2 separate regions of the Homo sapiens genome follow, and region 1 is linked to region 2. Evidence: chromatin contacts called from ENCODE Hi-C or POLR2A ChIA-PET data. All regions are on one chromosome and are shown on one strand. The core of a region is the stretch at or near the end of the contact, and the rest is flanking DNA. Distances in the headings are between cores, read along the strand shown.

Evidence for each region. Hi-C counts contacts between places; a loop is a spot of excess contacts on that map. ChIA-PET counts read pairs that join two places held with the same protein, here RNA polymerase II (POLR2A). Pooled maps may share reads with other maps.
Region 1: a loop to region 2 is called in a pooled map, with 9 times the contacts of the local background. The contact joins two enhancer-like sites. A Hi-C loop is called at or near these places in 1 of 168 maps with a recorded cell type or tissue (GM12878), 15 of 37 single-sample maps with no recorded cell type and 14 of 50 pooled maps. POLR2A ChIA-PET finds 5 or more read pairs at or near these places in 3 of 52 experiments (activated B cell, activated CD4-positive, alpha-beta T cell and activated naive CD4-positive, alpha-beta T cell).

Annotation. Positions count from the first base shown.
Region 1 is chr20:48,844,510-48,849,681 of GRCh38, forward strand. It overlaps a transcript of PREX1 not described here. Among named protein-coding and RNA genes, the nearest start is that of PREX1, 19 kb to the left of the region's middle. RefSeq lists an enhancer at 2,205-2,484. Within about 2 kb of position 2,067, at least 5 of the 41 ENCODE cell types and tissues checked have a DNase peak (open chromatin) inside an H3K27ac peak, as active enhancers do; they include GM12878, where a contact is called at or near this core.
Region 2 is chr20:48,781,306-48,786,603 of GRCh38, forward strand. All of the region lies in intron 1 of PREX1 (phosphatidylinositol-3,4,5-trisphosphate dependent Rac exchange factor 1), which reads right to left. Among named protein-coding and RNA genes, the nearest start is that of PREX1, 44 kb to the right of the region's middle. RefSeq lists enhancers at 480-529, 1,950-2,039, 2,740-2,789. Within about 2 kb of position 2,631, at least 7 of the 41 ENCODE cell types and tissues checked have a DNase peak (open chromatin) inside an H3K27ac peak, as active enhancers do; they include GM12878, where a contact is called at or near this core.

The DNA of each region.
Region 1 (5,172 bases), core at 817-3,316, 63 kb after region 2:
CTAACCAATAAGACTTGATGGAAATCTGCTGGAGGCTTCAGGGAAGGTCTTCTTCCCTCTCAAAACAAGATACAGGAAAGGAAAGTGACTTGTTCTGCTCTTGTGGCTTGTGGATGTTGTTGTGACAGCACGATGTCTAGGGGCTATGGCAGCCAACTTGGACCCACGAACGGAGACCGTGCCATCATGGTAGATGGAAAGATGCAAGGAACCTGGATCCTCAATGCTGCTCTTGAGCCGAATTACCCAACCCTGGGACTGTCCTATCTCAGGACACATTGCATAAAACACATTGGGTTCAGTCTTCATTTACTTATAGCAAAAGTCATCTTGATGGATATACTGCTTGTATGGTAAAACTTCCAGAAACATGACTCCAGCTATAACCTTCTTTCTCACATCACTCCAGACCTACGTGGGATGTTTAATGGACATCTTCCCAAGCAGTCCTACAAGCACTTTAAAAATGTGTCCCAACTTGAATCAATTATCTGCCACATTCCCCAAAAGACTTTTATTCACTAGATAAATGGCATCGCCATCTATGTGATTTCTCTCATGAGTGATCCTCAAGTCTTTTTTCCATTCCTTTATTCATTCATGTAACGAACTCTCATTTACTAAGCTCCTCTATGCACTGGGCATTATGCAAGATGTAGGGGATAACACAGTGACTAAGACAAAGTTCCATCCCTCGTGAAGCTTATATTTCCGGTTAGAGGGAGATATTAAACAATTAACCCATAACTGACAGCAGCTAAGAAATAAACAGGATGTTCTCATAGAAAAATACAGGGAGGCACACACCTAGATAAGGTGATCAGGGGAGGCTTCCATAGGCAGGTAATAAATAAGCTGAGATCTAAATGCACAGCCAAAACCAACTCTGCAAAGCATGAGAAGAGTTTTCTAGGCTGGGCGCAGTGGCTCACGCTGTAATCTCAGCACTTTGGGAGGCCAAGGCAGGAAGATTGCTTGGGGCCAGGAGTTTGTGACCAGCCTGGGCAACATGACGAAAAGTGTCTCTACAACATACAAAAAAATTAGCCAGGTGTGATGGTCCATGCCTTTAGTCCCAGCTACTCTGGAGGCTGAGGTGGAAGGATCACTTGAGCCCAGGAGGCTGAGGTTGTAATGAGCCGTGACTGTGCCACTACACTCCAGCCTGGGTGACAAAGCAAGACCTTGTTTCCAAAAAAAAAAAAAAAAAAGAGCTTTCTAGGCAGAGGAAATAGCAAGTGCAAAGGCCCCAAGGCTGGACCAAATTTGAGCTTTCCAGAAGCCGCGAGGAGGCCAGTGAGGTGGTAATGTGGAGACAGGCAGATCCAGCAGGGCCTCAAAAGTGATGTGTGGATTTTATGCTAAGTGCAGTGGGCAGCCAGGGGAGGAATTTAAACAAGGATGTAACATGATGTGACTCAGGTTTTTAAATGGTCTCACAGGCTATTGCATGGACGATGGCCCATAATAATAAAAATGATCACAGCTAACACTTTGATAGTAGATACTGTGTGCCAGGCATTGTTCTAAGCACATTCCGTATATATTAACTCATTAAGTCCTCCCACCGACCCCATGAGGTCAGCACCATAATCATTCCCATTTTATTGATGAAGAAACTGAGGCACAGAGAATTACAGAAACTTGCCTACGGTCACATAGCCAATAAATCAAAGCCTGGCCTAGAGGAAACAAGGAGACTAGCTACAGGCTGTGGTGCATGTCCAGAAAGGGGGCTGCAGGCAGTGGGGCTTGGATTGGCCCAGGGGAGAAGTGCAAGGGAGGATCCCGCATATAATTTCACGGCGGAGAGGAAAGAACTTGCAGGTGGTCTTATCCTCTGTCCATTCTCACTCCTTTCTCCAGCAGGTTTTTGAACTTGACTTCTGGCTTGGTGGTCTCCCAGCCCACCTTATATTAATAGATGGGGATGTCCTCGCTGTCTCCTCCCCCACCATCCTGCTGTCTGGCACCTCGTTCATCTCACACAACCACTCCCCTTGAAAACAGCCCGACCCTCCTACAGTACAACAGTCTCCACCTTGGTCTTGCCCTGCCCACTCCACACCAGAGATTAAAAGCCAGGCAGCCGCTCCTGGCGGTCAAAGGAGAGCACTTTGTAGACGCTCCCTGGACCCCAGCAAAACTTCTATTGTGTTGCTGGAGACAGAAACAATGCCAGTGGCCCAGTTGCTCCCCAGCCAAAGGTGGCCCCAGCAAACAGTCTCCCAGCCCCATGGATGGGGTGCCTGGGAGTGTTAACAGAGCTCCCTCGGGGACCAGAGGGCCAGGAGAGAAGCAACATGTGCCTGCTGGACACTCCCGTCTACAGCCGGCTGCAGCCCCCACCCACCCACGTGCCTCACTCTAGGCGAAGAAAACCCAAAAGTAGGAGAGGACAGGCCAGAGATGGCTGCTTGACCTTTCAAGGGGAGGCAGGAGTTTCTACAAAGCCTCTGGGAGTCCCCTAAGTATGTGTTCCTACCCTCCAGGGGCTAGGAGGTCACCCTCTCAGTTCCTCATCAGCCTGGGATAGGTTCAGCGGTGGGTGGAAAATATGACCAGCAAGGGGCCTACCCACACCCGGGGCCTGCTTTGGGGCTTTCTTAAAAAGACAGTGCTAGGATCCCAGACCAACAAGACACCTTGTGCAAAGCTCTGTGCTCTAGGCTCTCAGAGAATAGGAAAGCACCCTGTCCTTCTGGGTCAGAGTGGAGTTAAGATGAGTTATGCAGAGGCAGAGATTTGGGGGAGAGATCAAGGAATACTTCATGGAGGAGGGGGCCTTTGAGAGTGCTCTGAAAAAACTGAGAGGATTCCTTTCTTTGCCCTGCCCTCCCTCTTCCTTCTCTTATAAAAAAAAAAAAAAAAAAAACAAACCCTCCCCAAATGACTAATAAATAAAAGACACACAAAAGAGACACATATGCTTTATCTATAATGTATAGGCCGTGTTGTTTTTGAAACTCTTTTCTGCTCTGTAAAGGAATGTGTGTGCATCACGGAAACCTTGGAAAACCCAGAGCAGCATATAGAAGAAAATGAAAATTGCCTCTATTTCCACCATATAGAGATAAAACACTCTTAACTTGTCAGAGTATTCCTTTCCAGGCTTTGGTGGTGTTTTTTCATATTATTACTAAGGTGAAATTTACTTGCAGTGAAATGCACATGTCTGGAATATATGACTCAATGCATTTTGACAAATGTCTACACCCGTGTGTACACCCTTCCAATCGAGATCTAGAACATTCCCCTCACCCCAGAAATTTCCCCCGGGTCCCCTTCCAGTCAGCCCCCATCCTTCTGATTTCTATAAATTAGTTTTGCCTGCCATGTAATTGGAATCATGTGCTATGTGCTTTTTTGTGTCTGGTTTCTTTCACTCAACATAAACAATGTTTTTAGATTTCTCCACGTATCAGTAGCTTGTTCTTTTTCATTGTTGAGTAGTGTCCCATTGTGTGGATAAATCACAGTGTGTTCATCCTGCAAGAATCTTTTGGGTTGTCTCCACTTTGGGGCTATTATGAAAGAGCCACTTATAAATATTGGCCAAGTCTGTGCATGGATGTAGGTTTTCATTTTTCCTGAGCAAATACTTAGGAGTGGGATAACTGAGTCATATGATTAACTTTTATGAGAAATTGTCAACAGTTTTCCAAAGTGGTTGTACCATTTTATATTTCCACCAGCACTATATGAGGGTTCCAATTTCTCGATATCATTACATTTTTTCTTTTTTTTTTTTTTGTTTCTTTTTGAGACAAGCTCTCGTTCTGTTATCCAGTCTGGAGTCCAGTGGCACAATTGTGGCTCACTGCACCCTCAACCTTTCAGGCTCAATTGATCCTCCCACCTCAGCCTCCCGAGTAGCTGAGACCACAGGTACACACTACCACACCCAGCTAATTTTTATATTTTTTTTGTAGACAGAGCATTTTGCCATGTTGCCCAGACTGGTCTTGAACTCCTGGTCTCAAGCAATCTGCCCGCCTCATCCTCCCAAAGTGCTAGGATTACAGATGTGAGCCACCACACCCGGCCTATTATTACTTATTAATTACACAAGTAATACATGAGTATAGTCTCCTGCAAGGCTAAAATACCTTTGGATAACCACCTGGCACCCACCAGTCCCCCCAGAATAACTACCATCAGCAGTTTGGGATGCTGCTTCGCAGACGTTTGCAGACCTTTTCTTGTACATTTATATGTATAGATATATAACATTTTTAGGGGGGGTGGTTGGAGTCTCGCTCTGTCGCTCAGGCTGGAGTTCAGTGGCGGGATCTCGGCTCACTGCAACCTCCGCCTCTGGCATTCAAGGAATTCTCCTGCCTCACCCTCCTGAGTAGCTGGGACTACAGGCACACACCACTGTGCTCAGCTAATTTTTGTGTTTTTAGTAGAGACGGGGGTTTCACCATATTGGTCAGGCTGGTCTCGAACTCCTGACCTCAGGTGATCCACCCACCTCAGCCTCCCAAAGTGCTGGGATTACAGGCGTGAGCCACCATGCCTGGCCTGATATATTGACTGTGCCACTGCACTCCAGCCTGGGAAACAGAGGAAGACCCTGTCTCAAAAAAAAAAAAAGGAATGTTTGTGCATTGCTAAAACCTTGGAAACCCGGAGAAGCATGTAGAAGAAAATGAAAATCACCTCCATTTCCACCATGTAGCTTAAACATCCTTAACATGTCAGAGTATTCCTCTGTTTTCTATAGATATATATATACATATCACTATATATGTGTGATTATATATGTGTCTCCATAGAAATAAACAAAACAATACTAGAAACAAATACAATACTAGAAACAGAACAATACTATGTGTCTTCTATGGATATATATATAGTATTGTTTTGTGGTGACTCTTTTTACAAAAATCTTGCATTATATATTTCTTCATTGTACTTACCACCCAGGCCGTATTGTTTGATTCCCTGCCTAGGATGTTAGCTCAGCTGGGGCAGGGAATTTGTTTTGTTCACTGCTAGATTCCCAGTGTCCAGCATAGAGTGGCTGCTCCATCAATATCTGTGGAATGAAAGGATAGTGGACATATTGTTCTGCAATTTGCTGGCTTCACTCTATAAATATAACTCATAGATCTTTCCACATCCACACTTACAGATCTATTTCCCTCTGTAAACTGCCGCATAGCA
Region 2 (5,298 bases), core at 1,381-3,880:
AAAATGTCAACGTAATGGGAAGCTGGGTGAAGGATGTACAAGAACTCTGTACTATATTTGCAAGTTTTCTGTAAGCCTACAATTATCTCAAAATAAAAAGTTTCTTAAAGCCCTGTGCTGACCAAACCAAATCACCTACTGGCCAGACAATGCACAACTACACAAGGAATGTGACTCATGGGCCACAATGGTGCAGCCCCTGGCCTACAGCTGACACCCCACTCCTCCCCAAAAGAAGACCCAAGAAGAACTCTGAACTTGGTGCAGAGAAGAGTCCCCAAGTCAGACACCCCCTGCCTCATCCCCCTAATTTGTTTTTCATGGCCACACCAAGAGTCTATAGCTAGAAAAGCACACAGCCTGGTTTGAACCCAGGCCCTGCCACAAACTCACTGTGGAATCCTGGGTAAGGGACTCCCCCTTCCTCTTCTGAAAACAGGGAAGGGGTCCACCTCCAGGAGCTATTATGAAGCTCAGATGAGAATGTCTAGCTATGAATTTGCTACGAATTTGCATGCCCTCATGACCCAGTCACCTCCTATTAGGCCCTATTTCCTGTTGCATTAAGGATTAAGTTTCCAACAATTGAACCTTGGGGGACACATTCAAACCACAGCAACATGTTACAATTGAGGAAATGGAGGCCCACAGATTTTAAATGACTTACCCTGTTACAGATGGTGATGAATTTGTACTATACAAAAATCAGGGGAGCCAATGCTCAGGAGATTTGGACTCTGGGACCACCTGTGCCTTGACCTGGCCACAGATGTCTGGCAAGTCCTTCTCCTGCTGAGTCTCAGGGTCCTCATGGGTGACTCAGTCAACAATTAGCAAAGGAAAAAGTCAGGCTGGGTCACTGATATTGTTTGGCTGTGTCCTCACTCAAATCTCATCTCGAATTGTAGCTCTCATAATTCCCATGTGTTGTGGGAGGGACACAGTGGGAGATAATTGAATCATGGGGGAAGTTTCCCCCATGCGGTTCTCGTGGTATTGAATAAGTCTTACAAGATCTGATGGTTTCATAAAAGGAAACCCCTTTCACTTGGTTCTCATTGTCTCTTGCCCACCTAAGATATGCCTTTTGCCTTCCCCCATGATTGTGAGGCCTCCCCAGCCACGTGAAACTGTGAGTCCATTAAACCTCTTTACCTCTATAAATTACCCAGTCTCGAGTATGTCTTTATCAGCAGCGTGAAAATGGACTAATACACCCATATATCCATTTCTATGAATATGTCCTGTTAAAGTGGTGAGAAAGTCTCATTAAATGTAGAGGAAAGGTTTGGGATGGTCTGGCTTAAAATAATGGCCGGCCAGGGAAGGTCTTCTGAGAAGGGAAAATTTGAGCACAGAACTGAAAGCATGATGAGGAGACCAAGCCAGGGGCAGATCTGGGGAAAGGACTTCCCAGGTAGAGGAAACAGCACAGGCAAGAACCTAGAGGCCGGGCTGTGTTTAGAGGGTCCATGGAGCAGCAGGCTCAATAAAGGATTCTCGCTCTCACTGCAGTGTGATGAGGAGTCCCAGGAGGGGCATCACAAGGGAGAAGAAGTGAACAGGCGAGTGTCATAGTCTAAGGTGGGGTTAGCAAGATCGCTCTGGTTGCTGTGGACAAAAAGGACTGTAGGAGGTGACGGGGCTACAGCAACAGGCCAAGCAAAAGAGGAGAAGGCCTTAAACCAGAGTGCTGGTTAACAGCACAGCCTCCGGAACCAGGTTGCCTGGGTTTACACAGCGCTGCCACTCACCAGCTGCGTGACCTTGGGCAAGAGACTTCACCTCTCCGAACTTCAACATCCTCATTTGTGAAATGAAAAAGAAGGATACATGCCTGATATGGTTGAATGAAGACTAAAGAAAATACCATTTGTAAAGTGTGTGAAAGAGGAAATGTCTGTTAGATGGGGTGGTGGCAGAGAGGGTAGTGAGGATGAGAGGCTTGGAAGGCAGAACAATGAGACTGGCCACTGGATGGGATGGTGAGACAGAAACAGAGGATGGAGAGTGACTCCGAAGTTTTTGGCCTGAGCAAGTGGAAGAATGGAGGTGCCATTAGCTGAGATGAGAGAGAGAGGGAGGAACCAGTTACAGGGGCAAGATGAGGAATTTGGTTCAGCACATGTGTAGTTTCAGGTGTTATTTTAGATCCAAGTAGCAATGGCAAAGAGACAGTGGCCATACCCGGGTGCAATCCAGAGGTGGGGATGGTACAAAGGACACAAGTGACATCACCAGGAAGAGAAGAGGCCCACAGGTGGGGGCTGGCACCCCCAAACCATCGGAACCCAGGAGGCAGAGGAGAAATAACAAAGGACCTAAGCAGATGTACGGGAGGAAAACCGAGAGCCCACAGCACCCTGACACCGTGTCTCAATCATACCCTGCCTGTCTCAGGAGTGAGATTGGTCTCGACTACTCAGCAGCATCTCCCAGAACAAAGACACATCTTAAAATGTTTCTTCAGTATCCACTTCACCACTACCTGTTACCCAAGTACCCCAAGGAAGAAAAGTCATTGTCTTCAAAATACCCCAAATGAGCTGGCCACTTCTAAAGTGATTCCTGCTCAAACAGCTCACCTGCTAATGTCCCCTCCATGTCTTTATGGATCTCACGCTCCTGAATATACCACAGTCACAACACAAGGTGAACGGAAAGCAAATCAGTTGCAAAAGGAAACTGCAAATCCTGCAAAAGATGCAGGGTTTTATGACATCAGTGAAAGTGATGCTGGAGAACCACAGCTGGCTGCCAGGCAAAGCTATAAACAAATAAAGACCCAGGAGTCGCTGGCTCACAATGAGAGTGAAGAAAGCCCAGGAAGACCACATAAGAAGTTCCAAAGGAACTTTTCTGACCATCAGAGAGTGCACAAGAAGTCCAAAAACGGGCTCCAGGGGTTTTGCAAAATGACTCTTTATCATCATGCTATAAAGTGAAACCTTACATGAATGATGTGGCATCGTGTAATCATTTAATTTTATCAGAAAAATTACACATACCCCCAACAGTAAAAAATAACACTTGGTTCCCTCCTTGTTGATTCTAAGAATTCATGCAATGTTGTTATTACATTCTAAATACAGTTACTGACGGGATAAAATTCCACCTATTTTTAGGATTGTGGTTTTCTTCTTCAAAGTGAAGGACTCATCTAGACTCTACCCCCGCCACCCCACATTCTCAATATTGCTATGTTAGGGCCCATTTTCAATGAGTTCTCAGCAGCAGGCCTCATTTTGGTAACAATTATTCTGTGACAGTGAGGCCGTCCTGATCTGCACACTGCTGGACCGAAAGGCCTCCCCCTCTTCCCTAAAGAAGCCCCTTTTCTGGGGGTCAAGAAGCCGACCTGCCCACAGGAACTGGGAGCCCACCAGAAGAGAAAGGCAAGTGGGCGACTGGGCATGAAACCTTGGGAATTAAATGTCCTGGGTCCTCCTGACCCCACCTGAGCCCACAGCAGCTCCTTCCCACTCCACTGGCTGGACAGAAGCAGCCACAGCTCCCTGTGTGTAGCCAGCAGACCCTCCCTTGTGCAATCTCATTGAAGTATATACTTAAAATGGGTAGGTTCTTCCAGATATCATTTCTATTTCTTTCTCTCTTTTTTTTTTTTGAGACCGAGTTTCGCTCTTGTCACTCAGGCTGGAGTGCAATGGCATGATCTCGGCTCACTGCAGCCTCCATCTCCCAGGTTCAAACGATTCTCCTACCTAAGCCTCCCAAGTAGCTGGGATTACAGGCACCTGCCACCACACCCACCTAATTTCTGTATATTTAGTAGAGATGGGGTTTCACCATGTTGGCCAGGCTGGTCTGGAACTCCTGACTTCAGGTGATTCGCCTGCCTCAGCCTCCCAAAGTGCTGGGATTACAGGCGTGAGCCACTGCACCCAGCCAGATATAATTTCTATTTCGATGAAGCATATTTTTTTAAAGTGCTGATCTGCCTGTCAGCCTACTTCCTGCCTGGGGTCTCCTCTGACAAGCCCACAGGAGGTTTACCAGCAGTGGCTGCCCCGCTCCCACACCTGTGATGGGTGGCAGCCAACACCAGCCCAGAGGACACCTTTAGGGCCCACTCATCGAAGCTGCAAAGATGCTGAGCGCCACTGGTACCTCCACTGCCATCCATTCTGCTCAAGAAACTGGCTTTGGGTGGGACCCCCTGGTGGTGCCAAGGCTTGGCTCCAGCCACTGTGACCACCCAAGGTTCCCCAAACTCATCCACAGAGCCTGGCACCAGATAGCAGAGCGGCCAGCCAGGGCTGAGCTCAGGCCTCATCGCTGATGTTCGGACTCCAGGGACACCCCCTCTCACCCTACAGAAGTACCTGTCCCAGCTGGCCAGTCTCTTTGGGCTTTTACCTCCAACCTTCAAGATGTCACCACCTCCACCGGTGCCAGCAGCCCCTCTGCTTTCCCTCAGTAAGCCTGTGCACTCAGAGGGTTTTGATCCAAGGCATCAGCAGGAAAAAAAAAGTGCACCAATGTCCCCAAATTCATTCCATAAATACTGACGAGCCCCCATCATGTGGCAGGCGGTGGAGACGGAGGGCACAGGAAGACAGAGCTTACCTCTAGCAAAGGGAGACAGACAACACAGCAGCAGGCAAAGCCACAGGGCAGAAAGAGCCGGGATGGATGGGCCGGTGCCTTCCAGCAGGGGGTTCAGAAAAGGCCATGAGGAGGGTCCATGAAGACAGTGGGGCCTGAGCGGGCTCATGGATCACAGCAGGAAGAGAATGGGGCTGGGCTGGACCCGAGCATCTGAGGAGCAGCCAGGGGCCAGGATGGCTCTGGGCAGAGAAAGGGGGTGAGTCGGGGAGGTGAGGTCAAACCTGGAATCTAGGCCTGAACAAAACTCCCTGGGAGGGGTCCTGGTGGCATGCTGGGGGCGGGGGGTGGTAAGCAGCTGGACCCCCTTGGAGGACAAATAAGCAACAAATCTATTTGCCTCCTTTCAGGGCATGTAGGTTTTGGACTTTCTAAAGGGCTAGGCAAACCTACCCTTGGGGACCCATCCTACAGAGACCCTAGAACCTGGGCCCAAGACATGACCAACAAGGAGACTCAGGGAGAGGAGGGAGAGCAGGAGAGAAAGAAAGTGGCGGGGAAACGGGATAGGGTAGAAAAGGGAGGATGGGGGCCGGGCACGGTGGCTCACGCCTATAATCCCAGCACTTTGGGAGGCCGAGGCAGGTGGATCACCTGAGGTCAGGAGTTCGAGACCAGCCTGGCCAACATGGCAAAACCAGATCTCTACTAAAAATACAAAAATTAGCTAGG